Regions from separate parts of the Homo sapiens genome. Here region 1 is linked to region 2. A link is a contact called in ENCODE Hi-C data. All regions are on one chromosome and are shown on one strand. The core of a region is the stretch at or near the end of the contact, and the rest is flanking DNA. Distances in the headings are between cores, read along the strand shown. Region 1 holds the start of ANKDD1A (ankyrin repeat and death domain containing 1A). Region 2 holds the start of PPIB (peptidylprolyl isomerase B).

Region 1 (5,015 bases), core at 1,494-3,993, 750 kb after region 2:
AGGTCAGGAGTTTGAGACCAGCCTTACCAACATGGTGAAACCCCATCTCTACTAAAAAAATACAAAATTAGCCGGGCATGGTGGCGCAAACCTATAATCCCAGCTACATGGGAGGCTGAGGCAGGAGAATTGCTTGAACCCGGGAGGCAGAGATTGCAGTGAGCCATTGCACTCCAGCCTGGGCAACAAGAGCAAAACTCCATCTCAAAAAAAAAAAAAAGAAGTGTGCAACCTAGATTCCTCACATGCACAGTTCACAATAGGGTTCACCCTTCTATGAGAATCTAATGCCACCACTGATCTTTCAGGATGCGGAGCTCAGGTGGTAATGCTCGCTCTCCTGCTGCTCACCTCCTGCTGTGTGGCCCAGTTCCTAACAGGCCATAGACCAGTACTAGTCTGAAGCCTGGGGGTTGGAGACCCCTGGGATTAGGGATCTGTGATAGTAATTTGCCTTACACAGTTGCGGAAGGACCAGAAGGGGAGTTGGGGATCAGAGGAGTCCTTAGTCAGTCATCTGAGAAACCAAGTATGTCCAGCTGCTAAAATGGAACCACAAGGGAAAGCTCCTGGGGAGGTCTATGGGTGGTACTAATGCCCTGGGTCTGCAGCCAAGTCCGCGATGGCCTGGGGCCACTGTTGGTCAGCAGGCTCAGCAGCTGGGAAGAAAAGCTGGATGTGGAGTGAAGGAGAGTGACAGCAGGCTGGAAGCCAGTGGTGCCCTCTTCATCCATCACCACAGCTGACTATGACAACCTTCAGAGACTTAACTTTGAAACATGTAAATACTTTACATAATTGTAAAGCAAAATTAACATTTAAAAATATCAAAAAACAAAAGCAAAACAAAATAAATAAACCATGCATGTTGAGTTGGTGGCATAACCACATAAAGAACTATTCCAAGTGACTAAAACAGTAACGTGACACTATGCCCCTAGTGGGATGTACATGTGACAAAAGCTTTACAAAAAACATTTAAACTGTTTTCAGGAATAATATCTTTGGCTAGGCGTGGTGGCCAAGCACTTTGGGAGACCTAGGTGGGTAGATCACCTGAGGTCAGGAGTTCGAGGCCAGCCTGGCCAACATGGTGAAACCCCCGTCTCTACTAAAAATACAAAAATCAGCCGCGTGTGGTGGCACACACCTGTAGTCCCAGCTACTTGGGAGGTTTAGGCATGAGAATCGCTTGAACCTGGGAGGCAGAGGTTGCAGTGAGCTGAGATTACGCTACTGCACTCCAGCTTGGGCAACACAGTGAGACTCTGTCTTAAAAAAAAAACAAAAACAAAAAGGGGGGGGTGCGGCGCAGTGGCTCACACCTGTAATCCCAACACTTTGGGAGGCCAAGGTAGGTGGATCACCTGAGGTCAGGAGTTCAACACCAGCCTGACCAACATAGTGAAACCCCATCTCTACTAAAAATACAAAATTATCCAGGTGTGGGGGCGAGTGCCTGTAATCCTAGCTACATGGGAGGCTGAGGCAGGAGAACTGCTTGAACCCAGGAGGCAGAGGTTGCAGTGAGCCGAGATCATACCACTGTACTCCAGCCTGGGCGAAAGAGTGAGACTCTGTCTCAGAAAAAAAAAAATCATATCTTTGATTATTATGTTGGAATTGTTATTTTGAGACCATTTTGAGGGGTTGGCTCAGGGCTCATTAATTGTTAGCTGTTATCATTATGTTATTTTTCAAAGGCCATTCCAAATACCTCCTTCTTCAGGAAGCCTTCTTGAACTATATTCTAAGGACTAATGACTGAAAGATGCTCTTCCTCCTTTGATCCCCAAAGTAGTAGTAACTACACCTATCATGGCTTTGCTGGCTTCTTGCCTTGGGATAGAGATGCCTGAGACCCCATTATCCCTAAATTCAAAGAAGCTGTAAATGCCTTTAAGGCAAAAAGGACATGGACATCCCCCAAGGGTCTGAAGTGCAACCCATTCTGGTGTATTTAATGTGTATCTTTTTGTTTCTATGTGTCTTTGCAAGTCTGTGTTGTTTGATGTAAATGCATTTGTAATATTTTTATTGATATTGTTTCCTAGGTCTTATTTGGTTTGGTTATTTACTTTTTCTGCCTAGCACTAGGTGTTTAAATCCATATTGCCACGAATACAGCGGGTCCCTTGCTTTGAGTGCTGCACAGTTTATCCATCTGCTCTTACAAGAAAGGGCGCTTAGATTGTCTCCAACTCCCAGCAACCACAGCAACACAGCAACCAACATCCTCCTACATGTCCCTTTATGGGCCTGATAAATCTTTCTGAACACTGATAAATCCGACCATCTCTTCATATGCTTGCAGACCTGCTGAGGTTGTGGTCCCTTAAACGCCAGCTCACATCTTTGGGGTTTGACTTTCTGCGCCTGAGGCGGCGGGCCCAAGGCTCAGCCCTCCTCCCCGAGTCCCGAGAGGCGCGAGGAGGATGAGCCTGCCAGATGCCTTGTGCGCATCTATCTCCAGGGCCGGGGAGGCTGGGCGAACTCCCGGGGAGGAGACTGGGTCAGGGACACCTGCGGAACTCGGCGTGGCCCCGACCCGCCGGCCTCGGGCGCGGAGGGGTGGGCAGGTTAAGAGAGCAGGAGGAGGGACCTGCGTCCTGGTCCGGGACTGGGGTGGCCGGGGCAGCTGCGCTCCTAGCAGGCGGGGCGTGGAGTCTGGAGGAGCGACCGCCCCGTCCTCTCGGCTCCCCGGGCCCCGCCCCGGCGGACGCGCGCCTCGCGCCCGGGCACCAGCGCGCGCAGGGGCTGCGGAGCGGCAGGATGCAGGAGGAGCTGGCGTGGGAGACCGACGGCCGTGAGTCTGCCTGGAGGAGGGAGGGGGGCGGGCCGAGGCCGAGAGGACCCCCGCATCCGTTTGGGGAGTGCCAGGGGTGAGGTTGGCGCCCTCCGAACGGCCACCTCCGTGTGGGGCGTCTGTGTGGCTCCGAGCGGAATGGTTACCGGTCCGCGCACTGGGCCGAGGGGACCTTGCCAGTGCGTCTGGGACTCGGGGACCACACCCGCCAGGTGAGCGGGGAGCAGCGGCTGAGAGGTTAGCTACAAATAATAAAGGTAATAGCGATCCTTGACTGCGTGCTGTACTTTGTGTGCCAGGCCTTGACCCAGGAGAGGCACGTCATTTGATCTTCGCTGCGGCCATATGGGTAGGACATTATGTTATCTTCATTTCGCAGATGAGAAACTGAGGCACAGGGTGTTCAAATGAGTTGTTCAAGGTCACACAGCCATTGAGTGGTAGAAGTGCTGAAGGGCCCAGCTCACCCGGAATGCTGGGGCTGGATAGCGAGTGGAGACCGCATCAGATGGGGCACGCACTCAGAGGAGAGGAGCCTGACTGGCCACAGGTGGAATGAGGGCACCTCCGAACCTCCCTCAAGGAGTGCGCCCAGTGCCAGGGCCTCTAGGCCGGGCAGCAGCGTCTGTGTGGGCATCAGCTGGCCTGGGGCAGCTTTGGCTGCACCGTCTGGGAGAGGGGAGAGAAAGATTGTGTCGGTGTCTGCACTGTGAGTCCTTGATCCTGCAGCCCTGGCTGAATCCTGACAGCTGAATCCCGGGGCTTTCCCTCAAAAGCGCATAGTGCAGCTCACTGGATTCCTTTGAGACCTATAGTGTCCAAAATGCTGGCACACTGCATCTACTCAGCTGAGGGATGTGTTGGGGGTGGGAATGCTCAATCAAGATTAGGTACATGGTTCTGCCTGGGGCGGAGGATCACTTGAGTGGGCCTGCGAAGAATGTGTACCAATGGAGCATTGGGGTGTGTGGCAGAGAATTCTGGACAAAGACCCAGCATGGGCAAAGGCTCAGGTAGCTCAGTGGGTATTGGATGTGGCCAGAAAGAGGGTGCCGGATGGGAGGTGGATGGAAGAGATGAGACTGGACTTGATTTCATTCTAACTTAACCTTCTCTGGCCTGACCCTATGCAGTGTCTGCTGGCTTCCCATTGGAACTCCTGGCTGTTTGCCAATACAAACCAGGCCAATCCCCCTAAGCTGCACATAAGATAGAGGGTGCCAGACAGGAAGGGACCTATACAGATCTCTTTCTTCACCCTCCCCCAGTTTTACAATGGAAGAAACAGACCTACAAGGGGGATGTGACTAGCCCAGGATCCTGCTGCTGGAAAGTGGCAGGGAAGGTACTAGAACCCAGGCCTCTGTAAGCTCACATCTGAAGTGGCAGCTCTCTTTGGCTACCAGAATTTGACCCTTTGCCTTGGAGGAATAATAGTGATGATGATGGTGGTGGTGGTGGCGGTGTGGTCATTATGTGCCAGACACTGTGCCAGGGGGTTTTCATATCTCATTTCTAATCATGATATTAACCTTGTAGGGAAGCTCGCACTCCTGTTTTGCAGATGAGGAAACTGCCTAACACAGCTAGGAAGTGGTTAAGCCAGAGTTGAACCCAGGACTGTGTGATTGCCCCCCAGGGTAGCAACTCTGAGATCCACAGGTTGTATCCATGAGGCCCCAGAAAGCTCAAGATCCTCTTTCTCATCTGGAGAAGACTGTGTGGAATTTATCTAGAAAAACAAACTGCATGGCAGGCCTGTCTCTCACCTCAGTGCATCTTAGCCTTCCCTACCAAGACACTCGTCACCTGTCCCTGGATACACAAAGGGGCTGGGTTCAGACATTCATACTGGACCAAACATGCAGGCTATGGGGTCACTTGCCCTGCAGTGACTATGGAAAGGGCCAGCAAATATTTGTCTCTGTGCTAGTATGTGTGAGCACTTTGGGAGAGGGGACAGGCATCTATTCGTCTGGGGATTGTTGGTGTCACTCATACAAGCAGAGATTTTTTTGTTTCTGTTTTCTTTTTTTTTTTTTGAGATGGAGTCTCGCTCTGTCACTAGGCTGGAGTGCACTGGCATGATCTCGGCTCACTGCAACCTCCAGCTCCCAGGTTGAAGCAATTCTCCTGCCTCAGCCTTCCGAGTAGCTGGGACTACAGGTGTGTGCCACCATGCCCAATTAATTTTTGTATCTTTAGTAGA
Region 2 (4,754 bases), core at 1,476-3,975:
AGAAGAGACACCACTGCTGACCACTTTCACTGTTCAGTGTGCTACTAAGTGAGCGGGCAGGCGCCACAGGACAGGCATGGTACACACAGATGTGGAAATCCCTCTGCCTCCATACAATTCCCAAGCTTTATACAATTCTACATCACATAATGCTTTTCCCCTCATTTCTTCCAATCATAAGAACAGATACAAGAAAACTGAGAAGAAAGGTCACCTGCTGGCTCAATGGAAAGTTAATATAAACTGAAATAGGGCACTGTTGTTTCCTTAAAACCCACTGCCCTCACCCTAGGTGAAGTCTCCCCAGGAAGCTCTGGACCCCTTACTCTTTTTTATCTCATTTTTTAAATTTTATTATTATTTTTTTGAGACAGAGTTTCTCTCTTGTCACCCAGGCTGGAGTGCAATGGCACAATCTCCGCTCACTGCAGCCTCCACCTCCCAGGTTCAAGCGATTCTCCAGCCTCAGCCTCCTGAGTAGCTGGGATTACAGGCATGTGCCACCACAATGCCCAGCTGATTTCTGTATTTTTAGTAGAGATGGGGTTTCACCATGGTGCCCAGGCTGCTCTCAAACTCCTAAACTCACATGATCTGCCCTCCTCCGCCTCCCAAAGTGCTGGGATTACAGGTGTGAGCCACCATGCCCAGCCTGTTTTTTTATTTTTTATTTTTATTTTTGAGATGGAGTTTCCCTCTTGTTGCCCAGGCTAGAGTGCAGTGGGGCAATCTCGGCTCACTGCAACCTCCACCTCCTGGGTTCAACAAATTCTCCTGCCTCAGCCTCCCAAGTAGCTGGAATTACAGGCGCCTACCACTACACCTGGCTAATTTTTTGTATTTTTAGTAGAGACAGGATTTCGCCATGTTGGCCAGGCTGGTCTCGAACTCCTGACCTCAGGTGATCTACCCGCCTCAGCCTCCCAAAGTGCTGGGACTACAGGCATGAGTTACTGCGCCCGGCCTTTTATTTTTAATTAATTTATTTTTTTTTTGAGACAGGGTCTCACTCTATTGCTCAGGCTGGAGTGCAGTGGCATGAACATGGCTCACTGCAACCTCCATTTCACTTCAGCCTCCTGAGTAGCTGTAGCTGGGACCACAGGTGCACCCCGTCACACCCAGCTAATTAAAAAAAATTTTTTTTGGCCGGGCATAGTGGCTCACACCTCTAATCCCAGCACTTTGGGAGGCCAAGGCAGGCGGATCACCAGAGGTCAGGAGTTCGAGTTCAGCCTGGCCAACATGGTGAAACCCTGTCACTACTAAAAATACAAAATTAGCCAAGCGTGGTGGCGCATGCCTGTAATCCCAGCTACTCAGGAGGCTGAGGCAGGAGAATCACTTAAACCCGGGAGGCGGAGGTTGCAGTGAGCTGAGGCCGCACCACTGCACTCCAGCCCAGGCGACAAGAGTGAAACTCCGTCTCAAAAAAAAAAAAAAATTTGCGGGGGTAGAGACAGGGTCTTGCTATGTTGCTCAGGTTGGCCTTGAACTCCTGGGCTCAAGCAATCCTCCTACTTTGGCCTCCAAAAGTGCTGGGATTTTAAGTGTGAGCCACTGTGCCTGGTCAGGGCCCCATTACTCTTAAGAAAGGGCAATACTGTGTTCCCAGGGCAACAGGCAGTCGGTGCTCAGTGAGGTCCACGCTACAGATCGGCTGAACTCTGCAGGTCAGTTTGCTGCCATCCCCAGTGCCAATTTCACTTCATGTGAGTTGACTACCCCTGCTCCAGCCACTTACCTCTCCTGTAGCTAAGGCCACAAAATTATCCACTGTTTTTGGAACAGTCTTTCCGAAGAGACCAAAGATCACCCGGCCTACATCTTCATCTCCAATTCGTAGGTCAAAATACACCTGAGGAAAGAGACCATTTCCAACTTAGCTTCTTTAAAGGGGCGTTGCTAGGGGAGGGAAGGTACAAGAAGCTAACCTGAGGATGGGAGAGAGAATAGAGCCATATTTTTAGAGAAGTGGTTCTGAATCTGATTTTGGTGACGGTAAAAATCCTATGAGAATCTAATGAAAGCTCCAGACCCTTTTCTTGGAAAACATGCTTATCTATACCCTCCTTGGACTACAGGATAACAATATTTGCTCTAAACAGCTAATGGACCCAGATTCTAAAAATTAACATTAGAAAACCCATAAGGAGCGGAGCCTAAGTTCACCACTTAAGTTTGAAGTATACATACTGTGCTTTGTAATTGGAAGTGGCTAAAATTTGGCTTAAGGAGAGAAAGGATTCGGAATCCGGCAGGCGTGATCTTTCACCATCTCCCCAGCACTGAGGGGTGTTTGCAAAAAGCCTGCTCTGAGACTGCCAGTGTCGGCCCCAGATGGGTATCCGGGGATCCAACTAACTCCCTGGGTCAGGGCAGGGGCTGGGGGTGTCGGGGTGGGTCCGGGTCGTTCCCTGGACTGAATGGGCAGGACGGCCCAGACGCCACGAGGCCACAGACAGAAGCCGAGGGAGGAGGGGCTGAGCCAAGGCCAAGCCAAGGCCGCCCGGGCCCGAGCTCCGGCACCGTAAATGCCGCGGACTCCACCGGACCTTGACGGTGACTTTGGGCCCCTTCTTCTTCTCATCGGCCGCAGAAGGTCCCGGCAGCAGCAGGAAGAAGACGGACCCCGCGATGAGGGCGGCGGCAAGGAGCACCTTCATGTTGCGTTCGGAGAGGCGCAGCATCCACAGGCGGAGGCGAAAGCAGCCCGGACAGCTGAGGCCGGAAGAGGGTGGGGCCGCGGTGGCTAGGGAGCCGGCGCCGCCACGCGCGGGTGGGGGGGACTGGGGTTGCTCGCGGGCTCCGGGCGGGCGGCGGGCGCCGTTTCCCCCCTCCGGCTCGGCGCCGGATAGTAGGTCCCCCTGCGGGGCGGGCACCGACGCGGGCTCGTGGGTGGTTGCCACGTTATTGCTCCCTCATTGGGCTCCCGGCCGCCCTCTCCCGCCCACAGGAAGGCCACCGGCGGAAGGCGGCCTCGCAGAGCACGGGCCCGGGCTCCGAGAAGACCACAAGCCCCGGCATGCTCCGCGGCCCGCCCCGCCCGGAGCGCTGTTCCACTGGCCTGCGGTAGCTGGCGCTTGAGGTTAGCAAATACGTGGGCCTGGACAAGGGGCACGGGAAGCTTGTCACTGTTTTGGGCCAGTCAAGTGTTTGTCACCGCCAAATTGGCTCTAAACGTTGTGGCTTCCAAACACTTCAGGGACATTTATCCTTACCGAGCGTGGCCTTGTACGGCTCCTCCACTTGTCTTGCAAAACTTGCTGCACAACCCACTTCCTTTTTTACTGAGGCCGTCAAGTTACTACCCATTTTTCTCTCCCTTCTGTAATCTTGCTGTGCTTACTGTTGTGTATATCAATGGACATCTTATTGTATACGCTGTTCTTAACTTCCTTTACCTTTTCCCCCAATAGACTACATTTTTTTTTTTTTCTGCGGAAGGGACTGTGTTGCATTTACTCTGTCCACAGCTCCCTCACAGCGCGGCAGTACTGAGTGCCCAACAAGTCCTGGTTGGGATAGCTTCACATCCGCACTGACATGAGAAATAATTTATGCCACGGCCTGAGGATACAATGCCTTTTTCCGGAGGTCAGGAATAGTTACTAGATGTCCCCACAGGGCTATTTTAGGTCTTCACACACTTAGTGTTGTCCCAATCTACAACATAGATACTTTGGTACTGGGAGTCTTACACACCAAAACAAACCAAAACACAAACTTCCAAAATTTGGACCTATGGCGTTAAAACGTCTTTAAAACTAATTTTCAACGATTAACTTCGTAGAAATTCCAGGTCGTCACAGCACAGATTATAGGCAGGGCTCCATTTACATAAATTATGCAATGTAGTCTTCATGAGGCGCTGACCTGAGACTGAAGTTATGCAAGGCCACTGGCATTAACTTTGTTGTTCATTACAGCGGCCTTACACAGGTTGTAGAGCTTCAAGACAGTTCTCTTATTTCCCATCCTTGCACCTCAATTCAGACAACCCCAATCAGGAGGAAGTTTTAAACATTGTTATACTGACAAAGATGATCTTCCAGATCCATCTCTCATCCCTTTTTTTTTTTTTTCTCCTATTTTGTTAAGCCTCTTTCTTCACTCACTGGTCTCAGGCTGCCATAGCCAGAGAAAAATGTTTACTAAATCATGTTTTCAAAGTAGCCTCCAGCTGGGCACAGTAGCTCATACCTGTAATCCCAGCACTTTGAGAGGCTGTGGCAGGCAGATGACTTGAGTCCAGGAGTTTGAGCCTGGGCAACATGGTGAAACCTGTCTCTACAAAAAATACAAAAATTAGCAGGGCGTGGTGGTGCGCATCTGTAGTCGCAGCTACCCCAGAGGCTGAGGTGGGGGAATCACCTGAGCCCAGAAGGTCAAGGCTGCAGTGTACTGTGATCGTGAAACTGCACTCCACCCTGTCTCAAAAACAAAGAAACACTCAAAAAACCCAAGTAGCCTCCTGCACATGAGGAGCTAAGGCTAAAATGGCATCACAGCAGCCTTTCTCCCACTCCCACTTTCAAAAGAAATCAGGTTGATGGATAAAATGCTCTCAATGTGAAACTTTTCTCTCATGATTCTTCCACTGCTACCTGCCTGTGAAAAAGTAATTAAAGAGTAGTAACAAACTGGAAGGAGTCAATCATGCCCAGATTGACAGTTGTTCTGTTGGCTACATATGCAGTATGGTTTTACATTGCTCATCATAGTTCTATCTTCTGTCTGGACACATATTCCGC

Evidence for each region. A loop is a pair of places that touch in the nucleus more often than their neighbours do. Pooled maps may share reads with other maps.
Region 1: a loop to region 2 is called in a map of CD4-positive, alpha-beta T cell, with 1.9 times the contacts of the local background. The contact joins the promoter of ANKDD1A here to the promoter of PPIB in region 2. A Hi-C loop is called at or near these places in 1 of 168 maps with a recorded cell type or tissue (CD4-positive, alpha-beta T cell) and 2 of 50 pooled maps.

Annotation. Positions count from the first base shown.
Region 1 is chr15:64,909,159-64,914,173 of GRCh38, forward strand. It overlaps ANKDD1A (ankyrin repeat and death domain containing 1A), which reads left to right and starts at 2,744. Exons shown (of 15, transcript NM_182703.6): 1 at 2,744-2,806. The coding sequence starts at 2,773. RefSeq lists silencers at 1,972-2,266, 2,340-2,389, 2,590-2,769 and an enhancer at 2,956-3,499.
Region 2 is chr15:64,160,297-64,165,050 of GRCh38, forward strand. It overlaps PPIB (peptidylprolyl isomerase B), which reads right to left and starts at 2,726. Exons shown (of 5, transcript NM_000942.5): 1 at 2,556-2,726; 2 at 1,745-1,858. The coding sequence starts at 2,690. RefSeq lists enhancers at 1,285-1,849, 2,083-2,583, 2,391-2,640, 2,584-3,084, 3,191-3,240 and a silencer at 2,691-3,050.